Regions from separate parts of the Homo sapiens genome. Here region 2 is linked to region 1. The links are chromatin contacts, found by Hi-C or POLR2A ChIA-PET in ENCODE. All regions are on one chromosome and are shown on one strand. Each heading gives the region's core, a stretch centred on a gene start or an enhancer-like site at or near the end of the contact. The rest is flanking DNA. Distances are from core to core; before and after follow the strand shown.

Region 1 (4,131 bases), core at 924-3,423:
CTGACACCAGGGTCAGAGGCACAGAGGTGGAAGGGGCACTGGGAGGCCACTCCTTCAGCTTATTCCAACTGTCCCTGCTCTTTTCCTCCCCAGATAGTTTTCAGGAGAATGGTGAATTTGAAATAACTTGATTTGTTCCATTGAAAGTTATTTTCAGATGTCCGCTATGTGCCAGGATCTGTCCACAGAGGCCTGAGCAAGACCAACTATGTGCACGATGCTAAGAGCTGGGAAGGACCTGAAATGGGTGAGGAGATGGGAGGTGACATGGTGTTGTGGGGGGTGAGGGGGAACAGTGCTCAGACGAGGTCTGTCTCAGCAGAGAACATTTGAGCGGACATCTGAATAGCAGGAGGGAACAGGCCCCAAGGGGATTTGGCAAAACAGCATTCTTCCAGAAACTGGAGGCCGCGCAGAGGCTCTGAGATGAGGCTTTTCCTGGTGGAGGGTCGGCAGGGAGGCCAGTCGGCATGGGAAGAGTGAGCCAAAAGTCTGAGACCTCGGAAGTCCAGGCGTCATTCAGCACCTTCGTTTCACAGAAGGGGATGAAGAGCCCAAGACAGTGAAATAGACTTGCCTGAGGCCACCGCGAGTCCAGGCTAATCTAGTTCTAAAGCCTAAATAAGGGCCACTGTGTGCCCCAGCTCCAGTGGTGCCGCTCATGCTGTAGCCTCTGGACCCGTGCAATGTGCTGCTCCTGCAGCTACACGGTCTCCTCCTTCCGATCACAGGCCAGCATTTCACCGTCCTTTCCCTTTTCGAAGGAAAGGGTCTTCTGAGTTCGCGGGTGCTATGGGGACCCTGCTCAAGCTGGTATTCAGGAAGGGGAAGACTGTGCTTTCCTTCCCTTGGCCAGGCCTCGTGGGAGGAGCACAGAGTTGGAAATCACACCCGTCAGACTCAGCTCGATCACCGTGTGCTCTGTGACTTTTGGCGAGCTCCTCGCCCATTCTGGGCTTCCATTCCTCACACGAAGGGAAATGCAGGGAGTTGTTTTTACTCCTGAACCTGCATGTCTTAGTTGCCAACACCAGGTGGTGCTGTGCTCTTTTGCTTTTCCACTTCAGTCCTTGCTTTGCAATCAACATGAGCTAATACTGGCCAGCGAGCTCTGAAATCCAGTTTGTGGAACTCCAACCCTACAATAGCTACATAATATGTAGGCCCCAGGGAGAAAGTTGTAAGGGAAAATACCATTCCCGTGGTGCCCATATCCTGCTGAACCGAGATCACCAACAAAGCCGCACTCTAGGTGAGATGGGTTTTGCTGCGCTGGCTCTGTGCACGTGGCTGAATAATGGGTGGACAGAGCTTTCTTTGCGGCCTGAGGCCAGATTCTGCCATCCTGTTGAGCAGATCCCTTTTCCTGCTCTTAGCCTTGGAGTCCTCATCTATACAGTGTCCTTTGAGCTTGAACAATGTGAGTTTCAGGAAAAGGACTCAATCACTCTGCTATTGATTAAAAGAGCCTAGGTTTGGAGTTCTTGGTAGCAGTATCTGAAAGCCGACATTGGTGTGTGCTAGGAAAAGCCTACAGATTTGGAGTGAAAAAGCCATGCATGTGAACCCTAGCACTGCTGCTTCCCAGCTGAATAACAGACTCCAACTCTCTGACCCTTAGTTTCCTCCTCTGTAAATGGGGATAGTGACAGTGCCCACCTCAGGAAGAAGGGCTGAGGATGAAAAGATGTCCATCAAGGATGGAGCTCAGGTCCTGCCATGGAGTCGGAGCTCAGGACATCTTTGATTCCCTTAATTGGGCCAGCAGCTCTAAATAAGATGCTTCTTGTCTCCTCCTGAATGCCTTTCTGAAAAGACCACCTGTAAATATTTATCTGTCTTTATAACAAGGATCCAAGCTGTTCTTCATGAATCCATAGTTTCTGCCTTGCTGAGTCTACTACAACATTTTTTAAAAATTTTTTCATCGATCTCTCCTTGCATTGTTTTTCCTGTATGACTTTTCCAGGCTGAGTTCTGCTAGAAACTGGGATGGCTAACAGCTGGTCATGATAAGGGTTTGGGAATCAGATGAGGGAACAGGGGAGCCTCCCCTTTGCAGCGTCCTCTGCCCTCCCTCTCTGTGGTTCTCAGCAATGTTTTTCTCAGTTCAGCTTCAAGGTAGAAGAGAAATGGATGAAACCAGCTCCATGAACAAGGTCACCCCGCCAATATCACGAGAAAATGACATCACTGTCAGCTTCCGCTCAGGAAAAACCTGGGACTTGAATAACCAAGGGAAAGGGCAGGTCATCCTCATGGCAGGTTGACAGAGCTGGTTACAGACCTCCCTGCCAGATATCAGGGCCTGGGAGTGTGGCTAAAAATGACCCAGGGACCACACCTGCCTCTGGTCAGTTGCCCCCGGCAGCCTTACCACCCTCGTATGCTCAGAACAACGGAATATCACCAATGGGGTGTTTTATTTCCTCTTTCCTAGAAGAAAGGTTACCAACTGCCAGAATCAAAATAGAACATGAACCGTGTCACTGGAATCCTGTCCAATCCAAGCACACTGATATTGTGCAATGCCCTTTGGGAGATAAAGCAGATAAGCAAAATCTCCAAGCTATTATCACACCATTGGACCTGGCATTGCAGAAGGCCTCTAGCCGGCCTCTTCTAGGCTTGTCATGTTTCTGCAACACTGTGTCGAGTGCTTTTTGTGCTCTAGAAGAACACTATTTCATAGATGAAACCAGGCGCAAAGCCTCACAGAAAGAATTATTTTGTTAAAGTGAATAGTTGTCCCCAACTTTTTCCATTTCCCAAGCTCATAGTTTTATACATTCTTTCTTTTTTTAAGGCTTGGCTTAAATTCTTTATTATTATTATTATTATTATTATTATTATTATTATTATTTTGAGATGAAGTCTCCCTCATATCCCCAGGCTGGAGTGCAATGGCGCAATCTCGGCTCACTGCTGCAACCTCCGCCTCCTGGGTTCAAGCCGTTCTCCTGTCTCAGCCTCCCAAGTAGCTGAGATTACAGGCACCTGCCATCACACCCGGCTAATTTTTGTTTTTTGGGGGTTTTTTTGGGGTTTTTTTTTGTTTGTTTTTTTGAGACAGAGTCTCACTCTCTCGCCCAGGCTGGAGTGCAGTGGCCTAATCTTGGCTCACTGCAACCTCCGCCTGCCAGGTTCAAACAATTCTCCTGCCTCAGCCTCCCAAGTAGCTGGGACTACAGGTGAGTGCCACCAGGCCCAGCTAATTTTTTTTTTTTTTGTATTTTTAGTAGAGATGGGGTTTCACCATGCTGGCCAGGCTGGTCTCAAACTCCTGACCTCGTGATCCGCCCGCCTCAGCCTCCCAAAGTGCTGGGATTACAGGCGTGAGCCACCGCGCCTGGCAATTTTTGTATTTTTAGTAGAGATGGGGTTTCTCCATGTTGGCCAGGCTGGTCTCGAACTCCTGACCTCAGGTGATCCGCCCACCTCAGCCTCCCAAAGTGCTGGGATTACAGGCGTGAGCCACCGCGCCTGGCAATTTTTGTATTTTTAGTAGAGATGGGGTTTCTCCATGTTGGCCAGGCTGGTCTCGAACTCCTGACCTCAGGTGATCCGCCCACCTCAGCCTCCCAAAGTGCTGGGATTACAGGCGTGAGCCACCGCGCCCTGCCAAATTCTTTATTATTCTTAATGGCACAACATAGTTTTCCATATGGTAATGAAATACCCACGCTGACTTTCCTGAGGAACAAGGAAAAATGAACAAATTGGAGAATTCAGTGCTTGGCAGGCTTGTCTTCATATACATGATGAATATCAGCCTTTCCTGAAGCTTTAAAATTCTCTTGGTCTAAGTTACTTTTCCTTGAAGGATCATTCCTGCCCCTTGACATCTTTGAGAATTGTTCAACATGTAAATGATGTGCATCAATTGATCAACTTACATTTTAGCTTCTTTATACTATCAGCGTATTTTTTTTCTGTCACTTTCGTGTTAGTGAAGTATAGTAGATATTTGTAAAAGTATTGTGACTATATATTTTTTAATTTTTATTTTTGATTATAGTAAAAAATGCATAACAGAATTTACCATCTTAACCATTTCATAAATGTGCAGTTCAGTACTGTTAAGTATATTCACAGTTGTGCAACATATGTGAAGTTTTCTTAAAGCAAAGC
Region 2 (4,131 bases), core at 655-3,154, 52 kb after region 1:
ATCCCAGAGTTTAGACCACGTAACTGCACCTACGGTTCTTATTTCTCCCCAGGCTTAGCTTTAAGCTGTGCCTTGAAGCTGGGGATGTGTGAGACTGTGTGTGTGTGTGTGTGTGTGTGTCTGTGTATGAGTGCATTGGTCTGTGTGTGTATTGAACTGTGTGTGTTGGGTTGTGTGTGTGTTGGGGGTATGTGTTTTAAGGCGTGTGTTGGGGTATGTGTGTTGAAGTATGTGTGTGTTGGAGTATGTGGGTGTTGGTGTCCGTGGGGGGATTGTGTGTGTGTTGGGGTGTGTGGGTATTGGGCTATGTTGGAGTATGTGTGTGTCAGAATGTGTGTTTTGGGATGTTTGTGTTGGGGTGTGTGTGTTGGGGCATATGTGTATTAAGGTGTGTGTGTTGGAGTATGTGTGTGTTGGAGTATGTGTGTATTGATGTGTGTGTGTATTGGGGTGTGTGTGTTGGAGTATGTGCGTGTTGAAGTATGCGCGTGTTGCTGTGTGTGTGTGTGTTGGGGTGTGTATGTATTGGGGCATGTATGTGTTGGAGTATGTTTTTGTTGGGATGTGTGTGTGTTGGGTGTGTGTGCATTGGGGTGTGTGTTGGAATGTGTGTGTTGGGATGTGTGTTGGAGTGTGCATTGGGGTGTGTGTTGGGGTATATGTGTATTGGGGTGTGTGTGTTGGAGTGCGTGTGTTGGGGTGTGTATGTATTGGGGTGTGTGTGTGTTGGGGTGTGTGTGTGTTGGAGTATGTGTGTGTTAGGGAGTGTATGTGTTTTGAGGGTATGTGTGTTGGGGTGTGTGTTGAGGGCATATGTGTGTGTTGGGGTGTGTGTATTAGGATGTGTATGTATTGGAGTATATACGTGTTGGGGTGTGTGTGTGTTGAGGATGTATTTATGTATTTGTTGGGGTGTGTGTGTGTGTGTGTGTGTGTGTGTGCATGGAGTGATCTGCTGCATGAAATGACTGGCCCTGAAACACAGTAAGTTCTCAGTAAATGTGGGTCACTGTGAAGGCTTGGAACTTCTATTTCTTAACTTAGTTTTTTTTTATCAAGTGTAACATTCAGCAAAGTGCGTGCATCTTAAGGGTGGGGTTTGATTAACTTTTGCCTGTGTATATAAGCATACAACCACCCCCAGGGTCAATCAATATATTGGACACTTGCAGCTCCCCAGCAAGCTCCCTCCAGCCTCAATTTCTCCATTCTCCAGACTTCTATCATTACAGATTAGTTGTGCCTAGGTTTGGTCACCATGTAAATGGAGCCACACAAGTTGTGTGTACTGTGTATATACACACAGGATATGTGCACTCTTCTGTGCCTGGTTTCCTCTGTTGAACACAAAGCCTGTGTGTTGAATCCATGTTGTGTGTAGCAGCAGCCTTTTTCCTTTTGATGTGCTGTTAGCATTGCATTGAACTGCCCCCCACGTGTCTATCCATTCTCCTGATGATGGACATTTGGTCTGTTGCCAGTTGTGGCTATTACGCATCAAGCTTCTGTGAACAGGGCTTCTGAGGACATAAGCACTGATTTCAGTTGGGCATCTACCTAGAAGAGAATGTGCTAGGTCTTAGGGTCTATGTAGACTGAGTTTAGCATTAGAATACTAATATATAATATAATGCTGCCAAAAGTTTTCTGAAGTGGTGTTAAGTGATGATCCAAACAGCAATAGTTGAGGGTTCCAGTTGCTCCATACCCACATCCTCACTGTGCAGGCTGGTTTCTCTGGGAGCAGATTTGGCCATGGAGTTTGGATCTGGAGACAGTTATTGGGGATCCACACCTGTGAAGAGAAAAGGAAGGAACAAGTTGGGGCAGAGAGAAGAGCTGAGCTGTGACTCAGGCTAGACAAAGCCCCAGTTAACCTAGCAGGGAGCTGGCTGGCGTGAGTTCTGCCCAGCAGCGTGACCCACATCCAGTGGAAACAAAAGGCTGACCTCTAAGCCCTGCTGCACTCTGCCGCCTGATCTGGGCTGCCCCAGGAGGGCCATGACCTAGGGCGGGGTGGCTCTCCTAGCAGAGGTAGACCTTGGAGGAGCCGACAGCTGCAGGCCACCTGCTGACAGCAGTATAGCTGCCAGTGCACCACACCTGCTAGCCATTTTAGTGAGGAGTGTGATGGCATCTTCCTGTGACTTTAATCTGCATTTCCAAGATGTTAATAATGCTTATATGATAATTGGCTATTTAGATGTGCTTTTTGGTGCAGTCTCTGTTCACAGCTTTTTGCCCACTTTAAAAACTGGGATGTCTGTCTTTTTCTTTCTCTTTTTCTTTTTGAGACAGGGTCTTGCTCTGGCACCCAGGCTGAAGTGCAGTCACGTGATCACGGCTCACTGCAGTCTGGATCTCCAGGGCTCAAGCAATCCTCCCAACTCACCCTCACAAGTAGCTGGGAGCACAGGTGCCCCTACCACACCCAGCTATTTTTTTTTTTTTTTAATTTTAGTAGAGACATGGTCTCGCTGTGTTGCCCAGGCTGGCCTCAAGCTCCTGAGCTCAAGTGATCCTCCTGCCTCGGCTTCCCAAAGTGCTGCGATTACAGATATGAGCCACTGTGCCTAGCCTGTCTTTTTCTTATTAATTTATAAAAGTTCTTTGTATGTTCTGGATATTGGTATTTATTTTCATAGATGTATTTCAAACATCTCTCAACCTGTTTGGTTAAGAAATTTTTGTCTACCCCAGGGTCATGAAGATATTCTTGTATTTTATTTTCCAGAAGATTTTTTGTTTTAATTTAGGTCTATGATGGATCTCGAATTAATTTTGGGGTATGATATGAGGTAGGCCCATTTTTCCCCCATATGACTCTCCAATTGAACTAATACCATTTATTAAATATCACCTTTCCTCACTGAATTGTGCATCTTTCTTGTGAATCCAGGGATTGAACACGTGTGGGTTTGTTTCTGGGCTCCCTACTGTGTTGTATTGGTCCACTTGACTAGGATCACAGTATGCCACACTGCCTTCTTACTCTGGATTTAGAAAAAACCCTTGACATCCAGTACATTAAGTCATCCAGCTTCGTACTCTTGTGAGATTGCTTTACCTATTCTAGGTCCTTGGAATTTCCACATAAATTTTGAAAACAGCATGCCAATTTTCTTGTAAATACCTGCTGGAATGGGTTTGTATTAAACATACAGATCAATCTGGCAACTTAATATTGTAATAATATTAAGCTGGTCAAACAACAAGCAGGCTACAGTCCTCTATTTAGGTCTTCTTTAATTTCTCTACACTGTTTTGTGTCGTCATAGAGGTCTTGTGCTTCTTTCATTAGACTTACTCATAAGTATTTGATGATTATTTTGGTATTATTGTAAATGGCACCTCAAAATTTTCATTTGGTAATTGTTGCCAGCACATACACACTAAACTAATTTTTGTATGTTGATTATATCCAGCAATCTTGCTAAACTTACTCATTAATACTAATAGGTTATTATTGGATTTTGGATTTTTTCCATATACAATATTATCATCTTAAATAATGAGTTTGTATGTTTCATTTCAAACTTTATTATTTTTATTTTTATTTCTGCCTCATCGAAACAACTGGGCTCTGCTGTATAATGTTGAATAGAAATGATAGTGGCGGACATCCATTTCTTGTTCCTATCCTTAGGAGAAAAGCATTCAGTATTTTACCATTAATGATGATGTTAGCTGTGTGTGTGTGTGTGTGTGAGCGTGCGCGCACACACATTTCTTTGATGGAAACTCTTTATCAGATTAAGAAAGTTCTCCTCTGTGCCTCTTTTGCTGAGAGTTAAAAAAAAACATGAATAAGTATTGAATTTTAATGAATCTTTGCCCATATGTATTGATTTTCATTCACATCTTCAGCTGCACCTCTCGAAAGCTGGAAAGTGGTATGTGGCTGGTGTCAGGCCAGAGGTTTCAGAGGGAGTCCTGCCCCTGTGGAGACCGGATGTGACGGTTACAGGAGGGCCGGAATGGGAGACAGCCCTAAAGGCACAAGTCAGCCCCAAAGACACAAGTCAGTGACACTGACGTGATCACGCACCTCGGTCCTTGTGAACTCCTCTTCTACTCACTCCCAGCAAGCACTTGGGATCTGTTTTCTGAATGGTAACTAGTGCCATGCAT

Evidence for each region. Hi-C counts contacts between places; a loop is a spot of excess contacts on that map. ChIA-PET counts read pairs that join two places held with the same protein, here RNA polymerase II (POLR2A). Pooled maps may share reads with other maps.
Region 2: a map of PC-9 shows a loop between it and region 1 (9-fold over the local background). The contact joins two enhancer-like sites. A Hi-C loop is called at or near these places in 63 of 168 maps with a recorded cell type or tissue (B cell, CD4-positive, alpha-beta T cell, Caco-2 and 39 more), 28 of 37 single-sample maps with no recorded cell type and 44 of 50 pooled maps. POLR2A ChIA-PET finds 5 or more read pairs at or near these places in 7 of 52 experiments (AG04449, BJ, MCF 10A and 4 more).

What each region holds. Positions count from the first base shown.
Region 1 is chr3:14,202,603-14,206,733 of GRCh38, forward strand. No RefSeq gene overlaps it. Among named protein-coding and RNA genes, the nearest start is that of LSM3, 26 kb to the left of the region's middle. Within about 2 kb of position 2,174, at least 14 of the 41 ENCODE cell types and tissues checked have a DNase peak (open chromatin) inside an H3K27ac peak, as active enhancers do; they include PC-9, where a contact is called at or near this core.
Region 2 is chr3:14,254,795-14,258,925 of GRCh38, forward strand. No RefSeq gene overlaps it. Among named protein-coding and RNA genes, the nearest start is that of LSM3, 78 kb to the left of the region's middle. Within about 2 kb of position 1,905, at least 2 of the 41 ENCODE cell types and tissues checked have a DNase peak (open chromatin) inside an H3K27ac peak, as active enhancers do; they include PC-9, where a contact is called at or near this core.